3 separate regions of the Homo sapiens genome follow, and all the other regions are linked to region 1. The links are chromatin contacts, found by Hi-C or POLR2A ChIA-PET in ENCODE. All regions are on one chromosome and are shown on one strand. The core of a region is the stretch at or near the end of the contact, and the rest is flanking DNA. Distances in the headings are between cores, read along the strand shown. Region 1 holds the start of TTC34 (tetratricopeptide repeat domain 34). Region 2 overlaps PRKCZ (protein kinase C zeta). Region 3 holds the start of FAAP20 (FA core complex associated protein 20).

What was found. Hi-C counts contacts between places; a loop is a spot of excess contacts on that map. ChIA-PET counts read pairs that join two places held with the same protein, here RNA polymerase II (POLR2A). Pooled maps may share reads with other maps.
Region 2: a pooled map of heart right ventricle shows a loop between it and region 1 (4-fold over the local background). The contact joins the enhancer-like site here to the promoter of TTC34 in region 1. A Hi-C loop is called at or near these places in 5 of 50 pooled maps. POLR2A ChIA-PET finds 5 or more read pairs at or near these places in 3 of 52 experiments (HEK293T, PC-9 and naive thymus-derived CD4-positive, alpha-beta T cell).
Region 3: a map with no recorded cell type shows a loop between it and region 1 (11-fold over the local background). The contact joins the promoter of FAAP20 here to the promoter of TTC34 in region 1. A Hi-C loop is called at or near these places in 1 of 37 single-sample maps with no recorded cell type and 4 of 50 pooled maps. POLR2A ChIA-PET finds 5 or more read pairs at or near these places in 3 of 52 experiments (HEK293T, IMR-90 and PC-9).

What each region holds. Positions count from the first base shown.
Region 1 is chr1:2,799,672-2,803,598 of GRCh38, reverse strand. It overlaps TTC34 (tetratricopeptide repeat domain 34), which reads left to right and starts at 1,906. Exons shown (of 9, transcript NM_001242672.3): 1 at 1,906-2,022; 2 at 2,731-3,555. The coding sequence starts at 2,772.
Region 2 is chr1:2,172,420-2,176,346 of GRCh38, reverse strand. PRKCZ (protein kinase C zeta) reads right to left here. Exons shown (of 18, transcript NM_002744.6): 14 at 2,331-2,450; 15 at 1,514-1,593; 16 at 1,034-1,123. Among named protein-coding and RNA genes, the nearest start is that of PRKCZ-AS1, 9.5 kb to the left of the region's middle. RefSeq lists an enhancer at 173-781 and a silencer at 2,335-2,501. Within about 2 kb of position 1,911, at least 7 of the 41 ENCODE cell types and tissues checked have a DNase peak (open chromatin) inside an H3K27ac peak, as active enhancers do.
Region 3 is chr1:2,193,158-2,197,084 of GRCh38, reverse strand. It overlaps FAAP20 (FA core complex associated protein 20), which reads left to right and starts at 2,313. Exons shown (of 4, transcript NM_182533.4): 1 at 2,313-2,397; 2 at 2,952-3,087; 3 at 3,175-3,446. The coding sequence starts at 2,336. RefSeq lists an enhancer at 679-1,345 and silencers at 1,979-2,458, 2,469-2,558.

The sequences.
Region 1 (3,927 bases), core at 657-3,156:
TCCAGTCAGGGCTGAATGCTTCCATCACCCTCAAACCCTGTTTCCCCCTGAAGCGTCAGATGAGCCAGCTCCCTACGCTGTCAGTGCGCTAATGGTCTTGAATGGGAAAGTGTGCAGAGGGCAAATGAGCAGTATCCCCCGCCCCCCGCTAGCCTCAAGTTGGAAATGTTGGAAATCCTTTTGACTCATAAACTAAAGCAGCACAAACCCGAACACGAGACCCTGAGACTACCAGGCACCGGCCTCGGCCTCCCTGTCCGGCTCAGCCGCCCACTTTTGTCTGTGGCAGAATCAGAGACGAGAGTGCGGATTGGGAGGTGGCGTGGAGGCGGCCCTGGGATTACCTGCATCCAGGTGTGCTGCTCTCAGGCAGGGGCTGTGATCATAGCTCGGGACCCTCCGAGACTTCCAGGCTCATCTGGCCAGTGCCTGTGGGCCCCGGGCAGGGCACTGTGCACAGGGCAGAGACGCAGGGGGCCCATCGGCACTGCTGTGATGGCAACTGTCGCGCAGACCTGCCACCTCTGTGCCCCGGGCTCTTCTACAGCCCTGGTGACAGCCCCACTCCATTACAGCTCTCGCCTAATTAGGGCAATTAAAATGAAAGTAATCAACACCGAGTAATGGGCAATCTCTTAATAAACTGCCCCCACTGCATTACCCGCACAGGCCTTGGGCCCTGGTGAATGTCATGGAGCTGAAGAACTGGGCCAGGCAGCCCCAGCCCTGCTGACCCCCCTGCCCTGCACCCTCAGACTGACCCTGACTGCTCTGCCCACGCTGCAGGGGCTCCACACCCTCCCCAAAGGGCCTGCGGGGCATGTCTCAGGAGACCCAGACATCGAGGGGATCAGGGATGCCACCCCCCACTCCCAAGATCTCCTCCCCCAAAGGGCACCCCCAACCCTGCTTCCCTGAGCCCCACAGAGGAGCCAGCATTGGCCTGGTGTCCGGGCACCTTGGCATCCTGAATTGGGAGGGACCTCTCTCAGGGACGCACCACCCCCATTCCCCCCACTCATGCCTGCCCTCCAGGGCAGCTGCCGGTGGTGGGGTCTCAGCTTCAGGGACCTGAGCCTGCCTCCAGCCACCCCACTCAGTCTTTCTGCTCCTGCGGCATGGGCTGACGGTGGCCACGGGCTGAAGGTGATGTTTCCTAAAATAGTCCCTATGCTGCCACCCCTTCCTCAGCAACAATCAGGGTCCCTGGGCAGTAGGCTCAGGTCATGGCTCCCAGAGCTGCCTCTGGGCCTCAACCCTGTGATGGGGGAGGGGTGTGCCCTCGGCTAATGTGCCCTGCCCTCCCCAGGGCACAGCTGGCTCAGCTGGTGCAGGCAGGACAGGGCTGCCTAAGCCTCTCAGAGGGAGGACGGCCAAGGGAAATGGGCTGGCTGTGCACGGAAGGTCCAGTCCCAGCTGCCGGCACAGGGAACAGCCTGTGGGGAGGTGCCCCAGGACCGGGTGACAGGGCCCTGCCAGAAGAGGAGTGAGGCTGGGCGGTGAGGGGCCCGCATAGCAGCCCAGGCGGAGTTCTGGGGGACAAACCCAGAGCCTGAGTGCACTGGGTGGGCAGGCGGCCCCCACCTGCCTCCAGGAAGCGCCCTCCTCATCTATGTGGAGAGGAGGCTGGGGGCACCCTGGCAGAGCAGGCAGGGTGGAGGCTGGCCCCGGCTATGGGGGGCTGTACCCCACAGGCCCCTTCTCCCCCAACACCCCCATGAACTCAGGGTTCTCTGCTCTGAGGCAGCCCATTGGAGCCTGGCTGGGGCAGTGTGGGTGGGACCTCGGCCTGGTAGCCTCTGGCCACAGCGGGGCGCTGCAGGACAGCCAGGAGACCCAAGGGTGTTGACACTCTCCCGGGAAACCGCAGGCTGTGCCTTCCCCAACCCACACGGGGCGGTCATAGGAGCCCCACCCAGGCCTGGGCCCTCCAGCCAGCCACATCCCTCTGTCCCCCACCACCCACGAGGGAATCTGGGTCCCCAGGGCACAGCCGGCTCAGCCTCCAAGCTGCAGACGAGTGTGAGTGTGTCTGTGTGTGTCTGAGAGCGGATGCTGGGGGCTGCCTGTTTGATGAGGGAAGAAAGGGCTGTGCGGAGCTAGTTCGTCAGGTCAAGTAGCTTGGGGACAGGGAATAGGGGAGTACCAGGGGCTGTCCCTGGAACCTCAACCTCAAAACTGAACCCCCCCACCCATGGGCTGGGGTGGCTCCCCCGACCCAAGGGCCTGGCAGGTGCTCTCGGCGCCCCCCTCGAATGGCCCAGGTGTGAGAGGGTGGGCAGGGGTGTGGTCCTGCGTCCCACTGAGAGGGCTGCCTGGACTGACGGGGGGTGTGCCTTCCTGAGGGGCTCAGGGTTGGGAGGGGCAGAGGGTGGGTCCGGGGTTCCTATTGCTGGGCCCTGACACCTCGGGCCACCGTAACCCTCCCGACATGGACACTCAGGGGTCAGATGTTCTTAGAGGGAACTGAGCTGGGGGAGGCCACTGTCCCATTCTGCAAGGCACGAAACTGAGGCCCCAGAGGTGAACAGTGGGCTGGAAGTTGGCCTGGGACACCTGGTAGGCCCCACCCCACCAGCCCAGGATCCCCCCAGTTTTCACCCAGTGGGGTCTGCACTGACCGTGGGGTCAATGGGAAGGGGTGGAGGTGGCTTGAGGCTGGGCACGGGTGGCCACAGGGCAGGAGAACTGGCCGCCCTCTGTGGACTCACCATGCTCCCCCACCCCCAGGTACTCTGAGGACCAGACATGGGCCCGTCGGGGTCCCAGACATGATGTCAGCCCAGGAGCTCGTGGCCTGCCTCTGCCGGGAGGGGGAGCAGCATCTGGCGCTGGGGGAGCTGCCCCTGGCCACCGCCTTCTACCTGGCTGCATTCAGCTGCCACGCCCCCTCAGCCCTGCAGAGTGTGCGCACTGCCCTGGCCCAGGCTCGGGGGGCGGCGGTGGTGGCCACCCTGGAGTCCTGGTGCCGCGGGGACAGCCAGATCCCCGCCATCCACTGGGACGGCATGGCAGTGGTCTCCCTGACAGGGTCGCTGGCCTCTGCCTTCCTCGGCGCCCTCTGCCCGGACCACCCCGCCGCCATCCTGCACCTGCTGGCAGGTCTGCTGGCCCGCGGGCGTCACGAAGAAGTGGTGCAACGCTGCAGCGCCCTGCTGGACTCTCATGCACAGCAAGTCCTGGAGCTGCGGCTGACCCGCGCCCTCGCCTGGGTCCTGTCCGGGGTGCAGGCAGCGGATGGTGTGGCCGCCTATCTCCAGGCCTTCGCCTCCAGCGCCGACCGGACGGTAGCTTTCATTCGCACCCACCAGCGGCCCCACCTCCCCGCGCTGCTCAGTGCCCTCCAGGACTACCTCTCGGGGCACCCGGAGGCTGGGCACAGTGCCGGCCAGCAGGAGACCGGTGGCCAGCGACTCCTGGCGGCTCTGGACCCCAGGGGCACCCGGAGTGACACCCTGTCACCTGAAGCTCTGCTCCACAGCGGCAGGTTTGAGGACTGCCTGGCAGCATGCAGCCGGGCCCTCGAGGCCCATCCCACCGGCAGCGAACCCCAAGGTAGGAGGACGGCATGGCCCCTGCAGAGCCAGGGTGAAAGCTGCCCCCGCCACTCCCTCCCCACATGGTTATGTCCTGCCATGATGGGGTGAGGCTGTGCTGGGGCTGGGGTGCCTCAGTGACAAGAAAGTCAGGCCCTGCCCCTTTGGAGCACCCAAAGACACAAACAAAATGCATGCTTTAAGAAATGGGATGGGCAAGGTACTGCTCCAGCCGGTGATCAGGGAAAGCTTCTCAGGAGAGGAATCATTTAGGCTGAGAGTGAGGGTTCCAGGCAGCAGAAGCAAATGTGCCAAGTCCTTAGGGGAGCAAGAGCTTGGGCTCCCCCTGCCACTGAGGGGGCCAGGGCGACTGTCGGAGGGAAGGGGAAAA
Region 2 (3,927 bases), core at 662-3,161, 630 kb after region 1:
ACGACCAAGCGGCGCAGCCTTACCTGCCTTAACCTGACAGACACACGCCAGCCTACAGTCCGGCAAAACCCCCTGCACGCAGAGCCCCTCGGGACATTCGGCCCCCTCCTGATCACGTGGCCCGCTGGGGCTGCAGTCACCGCCCCTCATCACAGGAGAGTACTGACCTCATACGGCCAGCTGGGGAACGGTCAAAACTCAAAGTAGTTTCTACCGAATGCACCCTGCTCACACACCACCGAAATCAGATTCCTAAATCGAGCCAGTGTACGTCGCACCCTGTCCACAGACTCACTCTCCTTCAATACCCGACGCTAAAGCTCAAGCCGTGAACGCTGCGACTGCTGGTCCTGTCCAGTAACTGCTGATAAAACCGGCCATGAAACCAAAGCAAACGCCCTTCTCTAGGCCGGCCCCCACTATCAGATCCCTGTGGAACCAACAGCCAATGTGCTCACAGGTCAGGACGCATGTGCCGCTAGCTCCTGGCGGCACCAAGCCAGCACAGTCGAGGGTTGCCAGGAAGCGCCATGGGCCGAGCTCGTCCGGCCCCTCACTCTCCTGGCTCCGGAGGACGAAATGTGTCTCCCCATCCCTCCTCGGGGCCCTGGAGGGTGGTCCCCCATTCCCAGCTGACCCTTCTGGGAGACAGGAGCCTTGGCTCCACGCAAGTGGGGCCATGTCAAAGACCAGCCCGGCGGTGCGCGAGCTCACACAGCCCACCCGGCCCACACAGCCCCGGCTCTGTCCACCAGATTATAGGGGTTGGAGGGGTTGGGGGTGTAGGGGTTGGAGTGGGGTTGGGTGGATATTGGGGTGGGGGTTGAGTTGGGGGTTGGGGTGGGAGTTGGGCTGGGGGTTGGGTTGGTGGTGGGGTGAGGGTTGGATGAATTTGGGGTTGGGATGGATATTGGGGTTCGGATGGGGTGGGGTGGGGGTTGGGTGAATATTGGGGTTGGGGTTGGGATGGGGGTTGGGTAGATTTGGGGTTGGGATGGGGATGGGGGTGCAAATAGGCTTTGTGATGCTTTACCAAGTCCCAGTCTATGCTGCGGAAGAACGCGTGGGACTTGATGTCAGAAAATCCAGTCTGTGGCCGGCAGCCGAGCCTCTCTTTGGGGTCCTGGAGGTCAGAGTTCAAACAAGGACAAGTCAGCCCCATCCCGGAAGCCCCATGACCCCCTCTCCTTGGTGGCCACTCCCAGTGCTGACAAGCCCTCCCCCGATGCTCTGACCCAGGTGGTGGAAATCAGATGTTTCCTTTATTGAAAGTTCCTTCCCCGTACGTTAAGCTCCGTTCCATTTTCCTTGGGCACACATTCTCATTTTGTTAGGTGTGAGTAAAAACGGACGATTCACAGAACACAGAGCTCAAATACTGAAGCGGAAAATCAACCCACACACCCGATACACAGCAGCCGACATGAAAAAATGGCCAACAGCCGTGCCTGGCCCTCTGCCCACCAACACCGAGGCCACAAACGAGATTTTGTCAGCATGGCCAGAAACGTACCTTATTTAAAAATCCTTTTAAAACATGGGAGGCTTTGACGGACAGGAACCGGGGGATCCGGATGGGCTTCTCCAGGATCACTGCAAGGGCGGAGCCTGGTGAGGACTTGCCTGTGTTGTGTGCCATTTGCCCAGTGCCGCCCAGACTCTGACTCTGAGCAAGAGCTTTGGGAGCTCAGCCTTGGGGCCCCGGAGCCCCTCCCTTCCTACAGCCCAGCAATATCTATAACCCGGAGTCCCGCCGGGTCCTCCCTGGGCCTCCTGGTTACATGCGCTGGCACGTGTCGTAGGATCGGACGTGAACCAGCAGCTCCCCTTCCTCAGCCCCAAGATCGCAGGTACACGGGTGCCTCTGCAGGCTGGCCACCAGAGGGCACCGCGGAGACAGCCGCGTTCCCAGATCCCACATCCCCACAGCACTGAATTCCAGACCAGGAGCAGGTCCCGGGGCCTCCAGGTGGGAAGGAGCCCATGATGGTGGCTGTGGGTTTTGGGGGTGGGGGCTGTGCTTTCAGCTCGGTACAGCCTCGGTCAAGGACATGCTGGGGCTCCAGCATGTGCTGCTGGCCAGGGCAGGAGGGAGTTGGAGCTGAATGGGGACAGGTTCTCTTTCCTGCTGACCCACAGGTGTGGTAACCCCACCCCACGGCCCGGGGAGTGGCATGTGACACAGGGTCTGGCCAGGAGGAATGGTTCCCGGTACGCTTTGCATGGCACTGCCGCTCCAGGCACCCGCGGGACCCCTCCACCTGCACCTTTGAAAAGGAAGGAAGACAGTCGTGCAGGTGAGGGGTACGAACGCACAGCGGGGCACGCACCTTGGAAAAGGTAGTCCTCTGTGTTCATGTCCGGGTTGTCGGTGATGATGTCGAACGGGGAGCGCCCGGCCATCATCTCAAACATGAGGACTCCCAGCGCCCACCAGTCCACGCTGAACCCTGGGGGAGAGCACACAGCCATCACCGAGTGGGGCCACATGGGCCGGCAGCAGGACGAACCTGGCTGGCGTTGGTTTTCATGCCCAGTTGACACGAGTGTGAGCCAGGCTTGAGCAGGCGGCACACAGGCCTCTGTGACTTCCACTTCCCAAACAGAACCAGCACCTCCACCTGGCAGCTCGGCCTCCCTGCCACCGTCCCTGACACTACGGAGGTCTCCCAGGCTGCCTCTGGGCTGTCGGTCCTGCCAGGGCACCTGTGACCACACCGGCACGAGGCACTGGTGGAACCTGCGGACGACCCTCCTCTCTCGTTTCTGCTTCTACAGAACTAAGCTTGAAGAAGCCCTTTCGCTGCAGTAACGGAAATACTCTCCTGTGTTTCCTTCTACAGCCATTTTGTTTTTTAAAAAGGTTCAAGTAGTCAACCTGTTGGGAATGTGTTCCAGCGAATGAGGGGTGGGAGACCCTGACCCGTTTTGCCCAAGGACAGCAGCTGTCTCTGCGTCCCCGGAAGTCCCCCTGGTCCCTGCTGAGGTGAGACGCTGCCGCTGTCCCACACGGAATCCCCATCCCAAGCTGGGTTCTAGACTATATTCCAGTCCTCCAATCTGCTGTCTGTCCTTCTCTGGCTACTGAGACTTCCATTGTGGCCGCTGGGGAGCCCAGTTATCCCAGCGGCGAGTGACCTGCCCGCCCTGCCTGCCCCACACCCATTCTGATGGCAAAAAAAATGTGTAAAAATGTCTGAAGGCACACCATGCATGCCTCATTGAAAACACCAGGATGCAGAAGTGGGTGGAGTGTGTACAAACACAGTATGCATGTGCACACAACACACATGGATGCCCGACACACGAACACTCAGCCCAACGGCACACACGCACACAGGGCTGCACACGCGTGCCCACGTCCCCGTTTCACACACGCACACACGGCTGCACACGCGTGCCCACATCCCCGTTTCACACACGCACACACGGCTGCACACGCGTGCCCACGTCCCCGTTTCACACACGCACACACGGCTGCACACGCGTGCCCATGTCCCCGTTTCACGCCCAGAGAGGGGAGAGGAGCAGAAACACTCTGGTGTGCACGGCGTCCTCAGCCGCAGGGCCTGTGGGGTCCTGTCCACACGCTCCTGCACCCCCTGGGGCTCCCCAGACAACAGCTTCTCCCCCAGCCACTCGTGCAGCACGGGGACTCAGGTGCTGCACCCTGTCCCACCCCCGCTTTCTGTGTCTTTCCCCTCCCTGTGCCCCGGGGCTCCCTGGCAGGAGGAATCCTGTGCAGTGCCCTCCCCAAGGAGCTGCTCAAGTGGACATGGGAGGTTTTCCAGAATTCAAATAAGGGGCTGAGGCCAGATGATGACATCCGGCTGGGAAAGACAGTGTGTGGCTTTTGGGTGTAAGATGGTCAAGGACACCTCTCCCTGGCTGCTGGGCCAGGCCCGAAGCCATCTCTGGCCCTGTGTG
Region 3 (3,927 bases), core at 1,064-3,563, 610 kb after region 1:
GCTCGGAGCCCATCCAGAGGCCGGCCGGTCCCATGGCAGGAGGGCACTGGACCATGTGGGGGCCATAGAGGAGGAGGAGGCAGGAGCCACCCCCGGGTCCAACAGCAGAACCCTGGGGTTGGGAGCCAGAGTGGGGAAGGGAGAGGAAGGAGCAAGAACACCCCCCACCACCCCCAGCACGGCACAGAGAGCTGAGCAAACACTTGTCACCAAGGGCTTTTCTCCTCTGTCTTTTTTTGTTTTTCGAGACAGAGTCTTGCTGTGATGCCCAAGCTGTTGTGCAGTGGTGCGATCTTGGCTCACCACAACCTATGCCTCCTAGGCTCAGGTGGTTTTCGTGCCTCAGCCACCCAAGTAGTTGGGATTAAAGGTGTGCACCACCATGCCCGGCTAATTTTTGTATTTTTAGTAGAGATGGGGTTTCTGCATGTTGGCCAGGCTGGTCTCAAACTCCTGGCCTCAAGTGATCCTCCCGACTTGGCCTCCCAAAGTGCTGGGATTGCAGGCTTGAGCCACCACACCTGGCCTATTTTTTTTTTTTTTTGAGTTGGGGTCTGGAGTGCAGTGGCACGATCTTGCCTCACTGCAGCCCCCACCTACCTGGGCTCAGGTGATCCTCCCACCTTAGCCACCCAAGTAGGTGGGACCACAGGCACATGCCACCATGCCCAGCTAATTTTTTATTTATAGAGACAAGGTCTTGCCATGTTGCCCAGGCTGGTCTCAAACTCCTGGGCTCAAGCAATCTGCCTGCCTGGACCTCCCCAAGTCCTAGAATTGCAGGCATGGGCTGCTGGGCCTGGCCTTTTCTCCTGTCTTGGGAGGCTGGGACCAGTCTTCCTGGAAGTACCCAAGGCCCTCCTGCAGACCATGGTGACATTTCCAGGAAAGACCCAGAAGCTCGGAGCTGAAGCCAGGGCAGCCAGGACTGTCGGGGAGCCCTGGACACTGGCTGTCTGAGAGCGCTTGGTCAGCTGGCACCTGCCATGTGGTGGACGTGGGGCTGCAGAGACCCCACGGCTGGGCTTCTCTCGCCTGAGAGCAGGCCCAGCCACAGGCTACCTCCCACAGGGCCCCCTGAGACCACACGGCCTGCAGCAGCTCCCCCAGGCCCCCTCCCCCTGCCCGGGCAGCACTCAGCGCTGCATCTCCATCTGCTCACTCAAGTCGAAGGGCCTGGGGGTTGGTGCCTCCATCTTGTTCTGCTGGGGGCCTCCAGCATCTAGAGCAGGAAGGTGTGCGGAAGAAAACCACTCATGCAGGGAGAGGGGGACCTCCCAGTCCAGGCCCTGCTGCTGACCCTTTCCCTGAACACCAACCTATGGCCTCCAGGCTGGGGCCCCTTGAAGGACGGTGGGCCACTCGGGTGGCCTGGGTTCAGGGCCGGGCTCCACAGCTGAGTTCTGGAGGGAGGGCACAGACGACTGGGGGCTGGGAGGGGCCAGGTGAGGGGTAGGAACAGCCAGGGAGCCCTGCAGGAGGGGTGCCCAGCATAGCCCCAAAGCTGCTGGGGCTGGGCAGGGCAGAAACTGCCAAGGAGTCCCAGAGCCCTGAGTGGCGTCTGGCGAGGGCCCCTGACCCTGATCTCTGTAGACCCCACTCCTTCCGTGAGGGTGGCAGCCACTCCAGGGCCCAGCAGGGCCAAGGGAGAGGCAAGTGGCCTGGGCCCATGGGGCACTGGGCACAGCCAAGTGTGGCACCAGGGTGCCTGGGCGGCTGCTGCCACCACGTGGCCGACTTTGAGGTCGCAGAGCCCGGGGTCCAGGCAGGAAAGCCCCTCAGCTGCCCCCAGGGCCCTGGCCCAGGCCCCTGAGGCCCAAGTGAGCCACCTGGACTTTGTCACTTCGCCTCTGGTTTCTTGGTTAAGGAGCTTGAGTTCCCCGCCTTTTGTAAAGAAACGGTGGTGGCGACGGCGGATTTCAAGCTTTATTTACTCCTGGAATGGTCCTGGGAGGAGAGGCGGCTCCGCAGAGCCGGAAACGGGGGCGGGAGCTGTTGGGTGCAGCCGGGAGGAGGCAGTGCCGGGGCGGGCCGGGCAGCCATCGGGGTAACGGAGGGGGCTCCGGCCCGGGGGCTGCCCGGACGGGAAAGGGGACACGGGCGGGGCTCCCCCACCTGGGCCCCCCACCCTCACGCCAGGCCCCCCTGTGCGGTGCAGGACGAAGGAACCCTGGCCTCAGTTTCCCTACAGGCTGGGATCAGGGCCCCTGGGGTTCCGACTGTCTCGGAGGGGGGCGGCCTCGCTGCAGAGGTCTGGAGGCGGGGCCGGGGCGGGGGCGGGGCCTGGAGGGGCGGGGGCGGGGCTTGCGCTCACTTCCGCCCGGCGCGGGCTTGGATGGAGGCGGCGCGGAGGCCGCGGCTGGGGTTGAGCCGCCGGAGGCCGCGCCCGGCGGGCGGGTGAGGCCGGGAGCCGGGCGGGGGCGCGGCCGGTTTTCCCGCTCCCACGTGCTTCCCGGCGCCCCCGCGGGCCTCCCGCTCTATTCTCCCCCTGGGGAGGGCTCCCTGCCCCCGGGCCCGGCCCCCACGCCCGTCGCCCCACCCCGCGCCGCCATTCAGCGCCCGCCTTGAGCCCCCACCCCACGCCGAGCTTCCCCCGCGCCGCCCCAGGCCCTCCCGCGCCTCTCCCATCATCGCGTCTCCCCTGAGCACCCCCCATCTAACCCTCTACCTTCCCCAGGCCCTCCGCAATCTCCCCAACCATCGCCTCATCCCGCTGAGGACCCCATATTTCCACCCACCCACCCCGCTCCCCCACCCCCAGTACCCCTCATCTCCGCACTGTCTGCCCCAGCAGCCCTTCCCCCAACCCTGCCGGCCACCTCCCGCACCATCGAATTTCCCTCTAGTACCCCCCATCTCCCCGCTCTCTCTGCCCCAGGCCCTCCCGGGTCTCCCCACCATAGCGTTTCCGCTACTGAGTACCCCCTGTCTGCCCTCTCTGTCTGCCCCAGGCCTTCTGGCGGCCGCCCCTGGTTTCTCCTGGGGGGTGATGAGCGGGAGCGGCTCTGGGCCGAGCTACTGCGCACGGTGAGCCCGGAGCTGATCCTGGATCACGAGGTGCCTTCACTGCCCGCCTTCCCAGGACAGGTGTGCCCACTGGGCCCATCTTAGCGATGAAGGGGTTTCCAGGGCGGGAGCCATCGCTGGGCAAGGCCCAACAACTCTGTGTTGCAGGAGCCCAGGTGCGGCCCGGAGCCCACTGAAGTCTTCACTGTCGGACCCAAGACCTTTTCCTGGACACCCTTTCCGCCGGACCTGTGGGGCCCGGGCCGTTCCTACCGGCTGCTTCACGGGGCAGGAGGGCACCTGGAATCCCCCGCCAGGTCCCTGCCCCAGCGCCCGGCACCTGATCCCTGCAGGGCCCCCAGGGTGGAGCAGCAGCCGTCTGTGGAGGGTGCCGCGGCCCTGCGCAGCTGCCCCATGTGCCAGAAGGAGTTCGCCCCCAGGTGAGTAGGCCACCCCTGCGCCCGGCCCGGTTATCCATCCGTGTTTGGAAACCACAGCCGTTCAGAAGGTCAAGAGGTGGCCGAGCTCAGCGCTGGCTTTTAAAGCCCTGTTTCACACTGGAAAGGTGGCCCAGTGCTGTGGCCTGGCATGTCCAGGTGGCTCTCTGTCACGGGTCTGGGGTCCACCTGCTTGCCGTGCTCTGTGGGCAGGGCAGGCTGGGGGCCCACAGAACAGCACAGAAGGAAGGCTGGGAGCACTGGCCCCGGGTCCACCTGGCCATCCTGGAATCTGGTGGCACCAGCGTCCCCAGGCCCAGAGCACAGGAACACCTTCCCGAGAGTGCGTCATGGGTTTTAAAAATGAAGATCGTCTTTTTTGTCTGGAGATGCTTTTTCTTATTTTTGAAACCCAACGTATATTTTTATGTATTTTTTAAGTAAAGGGGAATGGAACCCAGTTTTGCTAACAAGATAACCCAAA